Linked DNA regions of Mus musculus: region 2 is linked to region 1. Evidence: chromatin loops called from intact Hi-C (ENCODE). Cell type or tissue: left cerebral cortex. All regions are shown on one strand.

Evidence for each region. Hi-C counts contacts between places; a loop is a spot of excess contacts. Peaks named below come from ENCODE experiments on the same cell type or tissue, not always from the same donor. Only the 100,000 strongest peaks of a DNase experiment are listed, where the experiment ranks them.
Region 2: a loop joins it to region 1, with 3 times the contacts of the local background. A loop is called at or near these places in 17 of 42 quality-filtered maps.

Annotation. Positions count from the first base shown.
Region 1 is chr2:113,286,743-113,294,742 of GRCm38, reverse strand. It overlaps Tmco5b (transmembrane and coiled-coil domains 5B), which reads right to left. Exons shown (of 12, transcript NM_029232.2): 3 at 7,216-7,365; 4 at 6,819-6,936; 5 at 6,456-6,506; 6 at 4,940-5,008; 7 at 3,911-3,967; 8 at 3,361-3,420; 9 at 2,801-2,865. LOC115489624 (a small nuclear RNA gene) reads right to left here and starts at 6,470; the gene lies at 6,305-6,470. In left cerebral cortex, no CTCF peak of the experiment used is centred here; DNase peaks (open chromatin) are centred at 3,544, 4,610 and 4,855.
Region 2 is chr2:112,778,839-112,786,838 of GRCm38, reverse strand. It overlaps Ryr3 (ryanodine receptor 3), which reads left to right. Exons shown (of 104, transcript NM_001319156.1): 44 at 5,680-5,860; 45 at 6,771-6,879. Among named protein-coding and RNA genes, the nearest start is that of Gm22676, 280 kb to the right of the region's middle. In left cerebral cortex, no CTCF peak of the experiment used is centred here; no DNase peak of the experiment used is centred here.

The sequences.
Region 1 (8,000 bases):
ATTAAGAAAATGCCCTGTTAGCATGCCTACAGCCAGATATTACGGAGGTATCTTTCCAATTGAGGGTCCTTCCTCTCCAGTGACTGTAGCTTGTGCCAAGCTTACATTAAACTAGCCAGTACACATTCCATTCCTAAGAGAAAGATAAATTGTACCTAAACTCTGCCTACACCTCTGGCTGACTTTTAAACTGAACTACTCAGGGCAGTCTGTGAGCATCCACACTGAGGCTGTGGCCGACCTGATTGGCTTGTAAGCTGCCACCAAAGACAGATTGTGTGACTTCAACCTAATGTCAGAAGGATATCCAGAAACTCCCACGTCTGGCTCTTTCTTTCTAGTAGCCTAAATTCTAATTTTTCCCCTCCATGTTGTAACTGCTCCATGCTTACAATACACACAAGGGTCTGGGCTGACCTCAGGCCAGAAGGTATAATACCAGGGGGAATAACTTCTACCATTCTCCTCTTCCAGCTGCCGACTTGTCTCTAGTATATGCCTGCTTTTATTCTCTCTCTAAAGCCTCCTGGTCACTGGTATTTGTTTTATGTAGAGTTGTTTCCTGGTACAGAATTGATCCAGGAAGCTTATCTAGCATTTTCATGGATATTTCCTTTTATAGTAATCAATAAACATGTAAAGGGAGAATTGGCACAGGCTCCCAGCTCTTCCATGATGAAGTAGCTTGTGTCAGGCCAGCCAATTTTCCAAAAGTAACTGCAGAAGTGAGTGAAATGCATAGAATGCATTGGATAAAGTGCTTGGGAGTCCAAGGGACACCCGAGTCGGGTGAAGCACTTAGAGGAGCTCTTCCTTCCCCGTGGCTCTCCATCAAGAACATGTGCCAACTCGAGCTGTAGGGAAATAGAGTCTGAGCAGAAAGTAGTGACAAAAACTGGCTGAGGAGGCCGAGTCTAGAGTTCAAGACCATCAAAGCAAATATCTACATGGGCTTGCCTGTCAATCTAGAAGTTGGCTCCTAGTGATATCTCTGTGTAACTCAAGACTCAAAGAAAAAAAAATCAGGAAGCAAGGTCAATGGACATGATTCTGTATCCAGAAGTCTACATGCTCCTAGATAGTGGTAAATGATTGATCCTAAAAGCAAATGAATGTAACATTTACCATATCTAAAACTATCAGTATGATCAAAAAATGTATGTGAATACTACAGAGAATGACAGTACACTGTATGAATGTTAAAGAAGATCTAAACAAATGGAAGGATAAAGTTGGAACAACTATTAGCTAGACATTAATTAACTTCTAAATTTTATTTGCAAATACCAACAATTGCAATGAAAATCTCAGTCAGTTTTTATTATTTTGGTAGAAATTATGAGACTAACATAAAATATTTATATTGAAATTTGTGGGTCCAAAATAGACAAAATAATCTTAAATAAGAACAAAACACTTGCAGATTATTTCTACCATATATTAAGGCTAACTATGAAGCTGGGATAATTAAAACAGTTCAGTATATGTGAAAGGACAGAGACATAGATTAATTGTACAGGACAAAGCATGTGAAAACACATATGCTTACACGCATAAGGTCCCTCATCTACAAAGCCACAAGGCATCAAGAGGAAATGCATGACCTCTGTAAATGTTACAGTTTTAAATTATTTAAAGTTTAAAGATTGTACAGGGCTATTTGGACACGGAAGACATAGATTTCAGGTGAGTTCAAGTGTAAAAATATATAAAGTTTAAACAGTAAATATGAATCTGGGGTAAATCATAGAAGTTTTGAGCTTCTGAGAACTGAACTTAAGGCCCAAGGGAAACAATAAGCCAACAGAAAGAGCGCCTTCACCCGTAGAGCCACAGTCCAGCCCAGAGCTCTCCAGAGTCCTTATGAGGATGCTGATTCAGCCACTGCAGAAAATTGTTTCATCCAGTACAACAAAGATATGTGTACCTGAATGACCACTCACAAATGGAAGGATACATCTATCAAAAGGCATACATGAGGACATTATATAGCAGATTTTAATATACCCAAACTTAAAATGGTCAAAGTGTTTGTCAGTGAGAGCTTAGTGCTGTCATATTCATACATTGGGATATTATAAAGAGCAAGTCACATGATACAGTAGAGATAATCCTCAGAGAAAGAGAACATAGGCTGAGTCTATAGAGAAATTGAGGATAGAGGTTTAGAATGGCCAGACTAGGGGATACCTCTGCAAGGGATGTTGACAGGGTAGAGCATTCAAGGAGACTTCTGGGGCTTGTAGTAGTCTATATTTGGATTTCAGTGGTACTAATGTGTATATACATAGAAAAAAATCTAACAGCTACGTATTTAAGACGTGTATGTTCTATGTATATTGTGTAAGATGCGATACAATTAAGAAGTATAAACAAAAAGTAAGTGTGTCAAATCCCGTGAAAAACATCTACAGATCTCAGGTCATTCCATTGTACCAATGTCCTGGGAAAAATTGTGACACACACAGATGCCAGTCATTTGTGTCTTGAGGGTACATATCTCTTCACTGTAATTTCCCCTGGAACATAGCTCTATTAGTGTTGGGAACACTGCCCTCAACTATGAAAAGAGCATCATAAAGAGATTTCAGGACCCAGTTGCTGGGGAGGGCAGAAGACCAGTTTGAATGATTTTGAGTGTTCAGTCTGGAGCAAGAATAGAGGTTGTGGGAAATGACCTGCTGTGGGTCCTTCACTTCGTGACACCGTGACACCAATTGTTCTGAGAACGCCGTGCCTCCCAGGGACTGCCTAGGGCCAGCAGTGCAGTGTACCAGAGGGCATTATTTCCCAGACTTACATTTCTTTCTCAAGCAGCATCACTTCTTTTTCCTTCTCCATCTCCCTCAGAATTTCTTGGTATTTCTTCCCATGGGCAGGGAGGGCATCATAAACAAGAATTGTTGTCTTTATTTCAAAGTCACTGATAGGAATATTCCACTAAACAACTAACATTCCAAACATTTCACATAACAGGGGGTACAAGGTAGGGGTGTTCTAATAAAAAACAAATCAGGGTACTAATCAGAGGATGGGCATAGAAAAAAAAAGTTCCTCTTCTAGGCCTTGCTTGCGCTTAGATCCCAGATCTGAGCTGCACTGTGTTCCCGGAGCACAGACCCCAGCTCCCTGAAACCTCAGTGCCTTCAGAACTCCTCAGACTTACTTACTAGACAAATGCATTGAGGAAAATAATGTATGACAAGGTTTCCCCACATTGTCTAGAGCATTCCTGTTTGGTGGTCATGTCAACTGAACAAAAGGCATTTTTACATAGCTGAGGGTAGCCTAACAAGAAAGCAGCTTTCTCCAGACTTGGGGAGACATGTCTCCATCTGACTGTCCTCTGAGACGTTGTACCTTTATGTAGTGGGCCTGGTCTTCACAGAGCTGAAATACAGATTGGTAGTCACTTTCCATCTAGGAAAAGAAGAAAGCACAAACCTCATGACTTCAATGGGTACCAAGCATTGGCTGCTTCCCTGGGAACCTGCCTAGTCCATTGGACCTGTGGCTGGTTACCTAGCAACCCCTTACTTGAAGGGAAACAGCCACAACCTCACTAAGAGGTGACCTAGTATTCAGGCACAGGACCTAAATTTGAGAGGGGGGAGGGATAGAATTTACCCAAGTTGTCCTGAGTCTCTTTGGAAAACAGAAAGGAATGCAGTAGACTGTTGGCTCTGGGGTTGTACAAGGTATTTGGGGCAGATGAGGGTTTTTAAACATTTTAAGGTCAGTATTTAATGACAGTGCTTTTTCCACCTGCCTGTGAATCAGAAATTCACTTGCCAGACTTCCCTGCCCCCTCCCTGCCATGCCTGAAAACTGTTCTAAAGACCCTCGGACTTTCCCTTCTACATATGTCCTAGGCAGACCCTCAGTGGAAGAGGCACTGGTCTAATCTAACCTTGGCGATTTCCTTCTCTTGTTGTGCACAGGACTCGGTTGACTTTTGTAGTTTCACCTAGGGAAGATGGTAATGGCAGAAAATGAACAGCATTCCTTTGTGCAAGGAAAACCCAGGCCAGCAAAAACCAAACTCAGAGCTGCTATCATGTATTGAGGACAGAGAAGTTATAAACAAACTTAGCTAAATCTCACAATGGCAAACTGACATTAAACCCCAGTAGGCTGACTCTCCATTGAATGTGGCCATTCTCCTCCCCTGCACTGACCAATGACCACCACTGCTCCCTGTACTCAGTGAGCATGGTACGCTTATGCTCTCTAAGTCACACGAGGGTCATAGGAGACATTCGACTTGTTCAGAGAAAAGCAGACAATGGAGCTCTTGATGTTGGCCTCAGCCAGATGCCACACTTGTCCCCTAAAACCACACAGAGCTCCACAATAGGCTTGTCCCCAGTCTGAGTCGACGCATTTGTCCACTTAACAAATATTTACTGGACCTCTGCCAGAGGATAGAATGCTCTAGACATTGAGGTGCAAATAATAGAGTCTTACAAATGAATACTTTCACTTGCTTTACTTTCTAATTGAGGAAAAAGACAAAGTGAAACTCGAAAATAAAATTCACCCTATAAGCCAGTGCTTGGCAAACCGTCTACGATCACCAGTGCATCCTTATATAACTGTGGGAATTAGCATTTTCTTTCTATTTGGATGTCTGTATCTATGTGTCCTCATTTAGATATAAACTTCTCCAGAGAAGACAGACTCCAGTAAGTGTTTGGAATGTGTTTTCTTAACTGATGAGGCTTTCGAGACATCCCCTTCCACCCAAAGGCAATGTAGCCACCTCTAGTGCGAACAGAACTGTCAGGGTAGCCCATGGCAATAAAGGATGTTGGCACACCTCTAATACACAAATGGGCACGTCTAGCGCCACACCTAGGAGAAGCCATGAAAACAGCCTCCTAGGACCTAGGACTGATACACGTGTCACAAAAATGTCCCAGCTTGCTGTGTGACTCACCTTGAATTCTGTTACTTTCTTTTTCAGGGTTTCTGGATCAGAGGCAATGTTCTTGAGTCCTTTTGAAATCTGAAATATCATTGAAGTAGCTGTGAGCTCCTCAAGGCAAACAGATGAGCTAGGATAAGGTTAGGCTGGGGTCTTAGCCAGCGGAACACTTGTGCTTACTAACTCGGGTACAGAAACATCTTGAATGGAAACATGTCTCTTTGACCCGGTGGGAGCTGCTAACTCAATCCTGAGTGAAGAGGCTTCTCTCTCTCTTCTTTCTCTTCTTTCCTTTCCTTTCCTTTTCTTTTTTTCTCTTCTTTCTCTTCTTTCCTTTCCTTTTCTTTCCTTTCCTTTTCTTTTCTTTTTTCTTTTCTTTTCTCTTCTCTTTTTTCTTTTCTTTTCTTTTTTCTCTTCTTTCTTTTCTTTCCTTCTTGACTGCCTCCCTCCCTCCCTCCCTTCTCTCTCTCTCCTTTCTTTCTTTCTTTCTTTCTTTCTTTCTTTCTTTCTTTCTTTCTTTCTTCCTTTCTTTCTTCCCTTCCTTCCTTCCTTCCTTCCTGTTTTTTTTTTAAAGATTCGTATTTGTAATTGTGTGTGTGTTTGTGTGTGCATGTGTAGGTGTGTAGGTGTGCGTGTGTAGATGTGTAGGTGTATGTGTGTAGGTGTGTATGTAAATGTGAGTACAGCTGTCTTTGTCATCCAGAGAGAATGGCTTCAAGTCCTTGGACCTTGAAGGAGAGGTGACTGTGAACCACCTGACCTAGGTACGGGGACCAGATTCAGGTTCTCTGTAAGAGTATGTGCTCTTGAGCACTAAGCCCTGACTGGACATCCTTTTCTGTCCCCATGACCACCATAGCTCCACACTGAGGAGAGAAGCATGGGCTTAACAGGAGGAATCGGGGAAAGAATGGGACATTGTTGCTCACGTAACTATTTAGCCCTTTTCCCACAGCCTGGCATGTCTGGAGGACAAATTTGCGTCTGAAGACTGAAGGTGATGGGGGCGTAGGGCAAATGTTTACCGTCTTCTTGTTTATCTGACTAGAGAGTTCAGAAGATTCTTTAGAAATCAGTCATATTTCAAGATAGACTCAAGTGTGTGAAAATTCACTTCATTTGTATGTAGCATATAATCTATATTTTATGTGGTTACATATAACTGATGAGAAAAAATATACATATACACATATGTGTGTGTGTGCGCGCGCGCGCGTGTGCATTCGTGCATGTGAGTTATATTCCCTGAATTCACCACATATGTCTTCTGTCCATTTCACCAGCCTTTGTTTTGTAATGATAATGCTGTTGGAAATAGGGTACCTTACAATTTGGGATGTCCCCTTACCTTCTTGTTTTTTTTTTTTCTTTTTTTTCCAGGGGAGAGCACGAACGCAGTCCCCCACTACCACAAACAAATTATGCAGTCGAATTTCCCGCATTTGGGGAAATCACAGGGGTCAGCACATCTGGAGTGCAATGGATAAGCCTCGCCCTGGGAAAACCACCTTCGTGATCATGCCCTTACCTTCTTCTGAAGTTCCATCACATTCTTGCTTAGGGTCTTATTCTTTTTCTCCTGTAGGAAGAAAGAGTTAAAGGAGACAAACAGATTCTGCTTTCAAGACCACTGACATAATATGTGGGGATAAGGGTGTCAGTTAAGTGCACCTCGGTCCTTCATAGAGGACCTGGGACAGAGTCAAGGTCGTATGCCCATGCCTTGTGCTTCATTGTCACAGAGACCACACCCCCACCCACCCACCCACCCACCCCCGGCAGCTATGATTTCTGTAGCCACAGAGGCAAGGGGCATATGCAGAGACCCTGGGGACAGACAGAGCGATGGCTGCAGAGGGTTTCTTAAGGTCTCCTTTAGAAGTCTTCTCACCAGCTTTGCTGACTCCAGCTCCAAGTCCTTCAAGGCAGTCTCCTTCTGTGCTAGGATCTCATTGAAGTCATCCCTCTCTGGGACTCTTCCTATGGACAGGGCAATATCTCTCTCAAGACTGAAAAACAAAGTTACTCAGGTGTGGATCAGTCCAAAGGAAGCTGCCACTGAAATCACGCCGGAGTGACAGTGCAATAAAATGTCAACGAAATGAAGAAATTGATGCAAGGATCCACACCCAAGTCTTTGGGCGGGGGGTGGGGGGAGCACAGAGGTCAAGTTTCAGAATTTAAATCACACACTGAAATTTCCACCAGGGAACTGACCCCCCTTGCTTCCCTTTAGGCTATGGGACATCACGTGAGGAGCCTCTCCTTCACCAAGGGCAAAGCCTGACCTTTGTATAGATTCTTCTTTCTTTTGAATCTTTCTGAGGAGAATCTGATTGGCCTCATCCAGCCTCTGTAGATCCTTTTCAAGGTCTGAGTTCAGGTACTTGAGATTCTGTTTTATGGCTTCTAAAGTTGGTATTTCTGTAATCTCAGCTCTACAGGAAAAGCATCATAATGACTAAACTCACCACAAAACCCCACAACTCCAAAAGGACACACATGTATTCTCTTTCATCCTCTAGTCTCCTGTTGTTTACACACCTAATTGATTTGATTGCTTTTTTTCATAATTAACCAATTTCTGTGGTATTCCTCAGAAAGTAAACATTTGTCACATTTTCATTTTAAATATTATTAAGCAATACTCACTAAGATGCAAATCTTTTGTGTACAAAAGGAAAACCATATTTTTTATATAAACAATTGGACTCTAACTTATTCACCTCCAAAATTTTATATGGAAAATATGGCATCTAATTAATATCTGTAAGGCAGTTAAAGGTGGGAAATAAAAGAAAATTCTTGCCTTTTGTTACAAACTTGAATATTATCTGTCTCAGTCTATCAGAATCTTTCTGGCTTTCTGGGGAAGGAGGGAGGGGAACGGATCTTTCCCCTGAACCAAGCTGATGTACTGAGTGACAGAACAGCTTCTGCTCAAGGTCCCACTGTGGCAGTGTGTAATGAAATAAGGGAAAATGGAACTGAAATTTCTTCCAAGGTTCTCAGGCTTAAGAAAGAACATCTTCACAACTGAGGCATGGATCACTGGAAATTTCTAGAGCAGTCA
Region 2 (8,000 bases), 510 kb after region 1:
TGGAAAGATCCAACAAAGTCTCAAAAATAACACCAACAATAAAGGACTATTGTAGAAGGGTAAACAATGTCACTAAGTACTCAGGAGATAACTACCAACTAGGTTGGTAAGAGATGGTCCATTGTTCTTAGATCAGTGGCTAGAAGGTAAAAATGATAGTTTGAATCAATGAGATAATCAGATAACCCTCTCTGGCTTGCTCTTGTCTTATCACAGTAGTTTACAAACAGATGCCTAACTCCTCCTTCTCAGAACAGGAGGGGAAGTGATGTCTTCAGTACCTGTAATGATTTGGTTTGGACAAGTCCCCTGGAATGATACCAAAAGTGGCATTTACTGAAAAACATGTTTTCTGTCTCAGTTAACACCCCTACCTTGTGATACTCTGTTAACTAAACAAGGTATTTCTAGACTCTTAATGAACCCCGTGTGCTCTCTCACTCCTAAGGGATATCTCTTTTCCCTAGGACTAGTTGAAATCTGAGAATATGCACAACTTAGGTTCTTGCAAATAGAAGCTGACAATGGTCTGATAATACAGTGATAGCCAGGATTTTCCCTGAAATCATTTCAAGCCTCTCCCTTGAGTGAAATCTACTCATTTATTCAAGAACGCTTAGCTGGGCAGTGATGATACATGCCTTTAATTATAAGACTAGGGACATGGGGAACAAGGGGCACAGAGGCAGGCTGATCACTGCAAGTTCAAGGACAGCCTGATCTACAGAACTAGTTCTACAACAGCCAAGATTACACTATGTAAATTTATCTTGAAAAAAACTCTTTTGTAGATGATGGTGAAGTTCAGAGTAGAATACTTGCCTAACATGCACAGACTCTGGGTTAAATTCTAAGCACTTAAAAAATAAACAATAACTATTTTTGATTGCTTATTATGTGTCAAACATTAGCAAAACTGTGAGCACACAGGATCAGATAATACAGACATATTACTTTGTCCTTATAAAATGTACAGGTTAGAAGGGCTGAGCAGCACCTAAAGAAATATTCAACATCCTTAGTCATCAGGGAAACACAAATCAAAACAACCCTGAGATTCCACCTCACACAAGTCAGAAGGGCTAAGATCAAAAACTCAGGTGACAGCAGATCCTGGCAGGGATGTGGAGAAAGAGGAACACTCCTCCATTGCTGGTGGGATTGCAAGCTGGTACAACCACCATGAAACTCAGTCTGGTGGTTCCTCAGAATATTGAACATAGTACTACCTGAGGACCCAGCTGTACCATTCCTGAGCATATATCCAAAAGATGCTCCAACATGTTTATAATAGGCAGAAGCTGGAAAGAACCCAGATGTCCTTCAACACAGGAATAGATACAAAAATTGAGGTACATTTACACAATGGAATACTACTCAGCTTAAAAACAATGAATTCATGAAATTCTTAGGCAAATGGATGGAACTAGAAAATAGCATCCTGAGTGAGGTAACCCAGTCACAAAAGAACACACTGATAAGTGAATATTATCCCAAAGGCTTGGAATACCCAAGATACAATTCACAGACCACATGAAATTCAAGAAGAAGGAAGACCAAAGTGTGGATGCTTCAGTACTTCTTAGAAGGGGAACAAAATACTCAAGGTAGACAAAGTGTGGAGCAGAGACTGAAGGAAAGGCCATACAGAGACTGCCCCACCTGGGGATCCATCCCATATACAGACACCAAACCCAGACACTATTGTGGATGTCAACAAGTGCCTCCTGACAGGAACCTGATAGAGCTGTCTCCTGAGAAGCTCTGACAGAGCCTGACAAATATAGACGCGGCTGCTGGCAGCCTACCATTGGACTGAGCACGGGATCCCAAATGAAGGAGTTAAGAGAAAAGACTGAAGGAGCTGAAGGGGTTTGCAACCCCATGGGAAGAACAATATCAACCATCCAGCCCCCCACCCCCACCCCAGAGCTCCTAGGGACTAAACCACCAACCAAAGAGTACATATGGAGGGACCCATGGCTCCAGCTGCATATGTAGCAGAGGATGGCCTTGTCAGGCTCAATGCCCCAGTGTAGGGGAATGCCAGGGTGAGGAGGTGGAAGTGGGTGGGTGGGTGGGTGGTGGAACACCCTCATAGAAGCAGGGGAAGGGAGGATGGGATAGGGGGTTTCCAGAGGGGAAACCAGGAAAAGGGATAACATTTGAAATGTAAATGAATAAAATGCCAATTAAAAAAGTGTGCAGGTTAGTGAGAAAACCAGATAAAAAAAGGTTCCAGTGTTTGAGATGACCACATTTCTGGGGCTCTTGTGTTTTAAGATACTCCTGAAGAATTTCATAGAGTTCCCCAAGTCAAGAATTTATGACAAGAGAATGGGAAGAAAGCAAGCATTGCTGACAAACAAACTTAATAACAGAAGCGTAGTTAGAACATAGGGAGTGAGAAAGGGTAATAAGTTGGAGATGAGATCAGCAAGGCTCTATTAATTGTCCCTGGAGTCTGACACCTTTACTGACATAAAATGAAGAGAATCATTTCCATTTCCATCCAACTGCTCAGACATGTTAGAAAGAAAGTCATGGCATTATCAATACTGAGTTGAGAGCCTTTGATGAAAGGAACTTTGGGCATTCACACAGTTGCTAATCTCATTTCTTATTTTGGAACTCCAGAAAAAAAAAATATTGTGGGATGCTCTTGGACCAAAAACCATTTACCTCAAAATGTTCTTTCTACCTTGACAAATACACTGAGGGTCAGCATTTGGCTTCCCCAGAGTAGACTTACACTCTTCTGGCCCCACTATTCCAGGAAGCCTTTGGAAATTCTTCTTCTCAATCCCCTGTCTAACCAGCCTCGGTGGTTGGATCCTGTCCTCTTCCTCTCGGAGAGGACATTTGCATCCCCAACATATGTCCGAACTAAAATAATCAGGGAATAGCTTCCTGGGTCAGTTCTCAGAGTCAACCTAATTAGCTAAATTGTGAAGAGAAGAGATTTGGATCAAAAAGGGGCTAATTGGGCAAATGAACTTAGATGTAATCTCAGAGTCCAACTCTGATTCCTCAGCTTCTGCTTCTGGTGTGTCTGTGTCCCACAAACTCTATGGTGCTAATTGCTCTGGGATGAGCTGAGCTGAAGACAGCATGCTGATTAGAAACTGTGCTGGCCTGCAAGCATTTTCAGTATGAGCTAAACACATCAACGTGCAGTCTTTGGGTCAGCCTTATTAATAAGGTTTTTCCCCTTCATTTTGGCTCTTATCATTTCAAAGGACATATATGCATATTGCCTGCTAATAATTACAGGCTAGAAATATTTGAAAGTTATGACATGCAATACATCTGTGTCTAAGAGTATTTGTTTATGAATACGTCACTCCTTCTGGTAGTTATACTGAAATCTCCCTCCTGCAAGTAAACTGTATCAGGATATATAGAGACTATCAGATAAATTGGCATGCTATTCTCTTTTAAATATATTTATATTTAATATTTGAGAATTTCATACATGTACACAATGCATTTTGATCAAATCAATTTTCCTGTCCAATTCCACCCATACCCCCACCACTTTTCCCTACAGATACTGTTTTTTGTTTTTTGTTTTTTATTTAGCCCTTGTAACCTAATTAATACTGCCGGTATGTGCATGGGTTATGCTTCTTGGATATTGTATACTGGGTGAGACTTGACTAGAACTTCTTTGTTTTGAGAAAGAATCTCACTGTGCATTCCAGGCTGGACTTGAACTTGACTCGACCTCCTGGTCCTAGGATTACAGACATATGCTTCTGTACCTAGCTCGTAGATGGCAAACATCTTCACAACTTCTCTCAACGCTCCATGAAGAAATGAGCTGTATGACAACTAGTGAACAGTGATGAGCTGTTTAAATTCAGTTTAGTGAAAAATTCTGGATCAAGTGAACATAATTCTAAAACATTTTTACAATCCCACAAGAGCTCCCATTTTTATATCCCTAATTGTAGTACTAGAGAATCCCAGGGCTATGAAGAAGCCGACCAAGTACCCTGCCCCAAGCTATGTGCTCAGCCTTAATTATTCCAAATAAGACAAAATTTTCATGAAGCAAAATTTAAACTGCCCAGATATTTTTAAAATATGTCTATAAATTATCTGGTATTCCTCCCTCCAGAGTGAGAAGCCTAAATCTTCTTCCTATAAGTATGAGCTAGGGTTAGTAAACCCCTTTTAATGACTAAAATACTGCAGGATGCGCATATGTAACCAGACTGTTCCAGGGACTGAAGATTCAGCCCTGTCCTCTTGGTCTGTGGGAAGCCAGAGGCCATTTCATGAGGATGCCCAAGCACTGCTCCAAAGAGGCCAACATGGTAAGGAACGGAGGCCTGAATCTGCCATCCAACAAGCAATTGAGGCATCATGAGAACAGCCACATCGTGAACTTAGAAGCTGGTCCCCCAGCTACAGACAAGTCACCAGGAGACGGCAGCTGAAACCAACTGGAGACTATAGCTTCAAGTGCATCCCAAGCCAGGACTATCTAGCCTAGTCACTCCCAAAGTCCACACCTGTGGAAACTGTGAGATGGATGGTTATTGTGTTAGACTGTGACGATGTCAGATCGTCTTCAGAGGACTTAATAACTCCATAGCTAGCCAGTTGTGTGCACCTTTAATTCCAGCATTTGGGAGGCGGAGACAGGCAGATCCATGTGAGTTTGAGGCCATCCTGGTCTACAAAGCAACTTCGGGACAACCAGGGCTACAAAGAATAATCCTGTCTTGAAAAAACAAAAAGAAAAGAGAAAACTCCATAGCTATCCAAATGCTCACTCTCTAATACAGTTCACCACCCAAGAAATACTTAATGGTTTTGAAGAAAAGCTATTTTTAGGCTTTATGTAATGTGCATTTTAAAAAACATGCATTCGAGTCTGGCTCAGGGATCACATTCTCAAACATAAATTAAGATTTCACCCAGGAAAGAGGGTATGTTTAATAAATTGCTTAGACAAGCTGTAACACTGCTTTGGAATGTAAACAGTTCTGAGACTCTACAGCTCTCCCGTCCTAACTGTGCCTTTTCCTTTGTCACTGGCAGCTCATGCTTGCCTCCTCCAAAGAGAAATGCAAAGACAGCATAGAGAGCTCTGCCCTGCCCCTTTTCTCAGAGCTATTACTAGAAAATTTTATCCAGCAGATTCTTCATCATGATCAATGACTTCTGATATCATGAAATCAGCCCTCTGAATTCAGATTGTCCTGGGATATGTACTTAACTCCAAGAGAATCATTGGGTAAAGAACTTTGTTATCACTTCCCCAGATCAGCTGAGGCGTGATAGCTTAGTTATCTTCTTACTATTCAAGGAAGGAGGCCAAGTGTTAAGATATGAAGCTCTTTTGTCTGCGAGTCACTTGTAAATGAACTTGTTAGCAGGAGATTGAGTGGTATCTGTGGCCTCAACATGGTAGGGTCATCCCTGAGGTTAAAAAAAAAAAAAAAAAATCCTGAGCTGAAGAGGAAAATTCCATTCCATAACGGTCAATTCTATAATGAATAGATCTGGCCTCATTTATCAGAGGTCACCTTTCCTTCATCAGTATTTCCTCATCACATTAATAGGTGGAAAAGCAAATGAAACACTGCTCTCCCCGCACATCAGCTACAAATAACTTCCAGGTTGTCCTTTCCAGAGGGAAGGACACCAGGCCTCTCTCTCCCTCAGGCGAAAGTGTGGAAGAAAATGCCAGCGTTGTGGTCAAACTGCTCATCAGACGTCCCGAGTGCTTCGGCCCAGCTCTGAGGGGTGAAGGAGGCAACGGACTGCTGGCGGCTATGCAGGGTGCTATTAAGATCTCAGAGAACCCTGCCCTCGACCTCCCTTCCCAGGGTTACAAGACAGAAGTGTAAGTGAATTTTAGTCCAGCGCGTGTGCAGTTGGTGGGCTGGCAAATACTGCCAGTTGGTGAACCGCTAGGGTGGGATCCATAACTTTGCCTGGTAGAAAGAGCAGATGTTTTATGGTGGTTCAAATGCTTAAAATCACTTTGTCAGGCCCATGATTATTTTGGCTTGTCCAGAGAGAGCTGAGGGGGGCAGTTGCAGTTTCTTCCATTTCTTTAGACCACTGGGCACAGCTGGCAAACCACTGAGGCCTCAGGAGGACTGCTCGGGGAAGTGTTTTGAGCATTTGGAGTCCTTCCAGATTGGTTGTGGAATTTAAAGGTTCAGAGTCTAGTGGGTATAGTCTATCATTGCCTTGTTACTTTCCCCCTACCATGTCCAGTAGTCATTTGTCTTTCTTTATCTAGTCTATGCTGCATAGAATAGAGAATGTGTGCACACCAGCAGGGTTGACTCTCCAGCCAGTTGGTTTTTCATTTCCCCTACATCATCAGTTCTGAGAGGTGACTTAGTAGACCAGAGAGAGCTCAAAATATATTTGTCTCAACATTCTTATATAACATGAGATAAAACTAAGACCTGAAGTAATATAGCTCATTAACCTCAGAGCTAGGATGTTAATACAGCTGTCCTGACTTCTTGTCCAGCTGGCTTTCTGTGTACATTCAAAGAGGAAGAATAGTAGATAACATCTAAATTCACGTTTCAAGGTTCATAGGATCCTGGAGCTGTTGTGAAAAAATATTTGGCCCCTTTGAGTTTAGTGAATAAAACAACTTCACCAGCTCCTGAAAGGAAGAGTTGTGAGGGAAAGTTTGTTGAACCAGAGTGAGGCGTTCTGTTTAAGCAGTGCCTGCCACTAAGCAAAGCAGTCTCTCACATGCCTTCCCCATGTTGGTTCTTTCTCTGCAGCACACAGGATGATGGAGAGGAGGAAGAGATTGTGCATATGGGCAATGCAATTATGTCATTTTATTCAGCGCTTATAGATCTATTGGGCCGCTGTGCTCCCGAAATGCATGTAAGTGACAGAGCTTCCTGACAGCAGCTTTGAAGAGCCTGAGTTGAGAACTCCAGAGAAGCCCTGAGTCTAGTTTCTTCATCTGGGTCTGGTATTTCCTAATAAGCTTCTCTCTAGATTACTTTTAGCTAACGCCAAAGTAGTTTCCTCAGTGGACCACTTTCTAAGTGAGGAAATGACAGAGAGAAAGAGAAACAGAGAAAGACAGAGACAGGGAGGGAAAGAGACAGAAAGACAGAGAGACAGAGAGATCTTTGTATATGTTTTGTTTTAAAAGCCTTCCAAAAAGAGGCTTCCATGTTCCTCAGCTTGGCCCAAACATGGCTAATCTGATTTTTGGCCATACCATTGTAAATGGCCTCAAGAGTGCCTATGTGGGAAAACTTGTCTTGATAACCATGGCTTTGGTCTCTGGGAAAACAGCTGGGACTTTTACAGGCACACACACACACAAAGGTGGTTCTGCCTGGTGTGGTGTCTTCTTAGACCTCCAGCTTTGGTCTAAAAAGCGTTCATTCCCTTTCCTCTCTCACCTCTGCTGATGGGATATTTGGTGTTTTTCATATACAGCCATGCACTGGAACTGGGAGAAAACAGTTGATCTTCTTATGGAGGGGGAGTCTACATCTTGGTGTTGGAGGCTGATAAGAATGACTAGGATCCCTGTTCCTGCTGGGCTGTACCAGCCTCACTACATCAGCCTCTCTTTATACTTCAGTTACTTTAAGGAAAGAAAGGAACTCAGAAGGGAGTCAGGGAAACAGCAGGGCGCCCTACAACTTAGGAGAATGGCAGGCCCCTGTACCTGCTCTAGTTCTCTTGATCACTTCTGGAAGCAAGTTACGTAGCTGGCATGTTCTCACAAAAGACAGCATGTGAAAGCGAACTCACCTGAGCCTGCCTAAGGAGGAAATAAATACATTCCTTTCTGCCTATAACCTCCCCGCCCTAACATATCACACACGCACGCACGCGCACACGCATGCGCTCACTCACACCCCTACAGACCTGTCTCAGAATCCATCACCCGACCTGGGCTGACCTGGACCTCAGTTTCCAGAGGGTACTTTTCTGTAGAAGATCCGCTGCGCTCTTTTGGGAGACTTCTTGTGCAGGAAGAT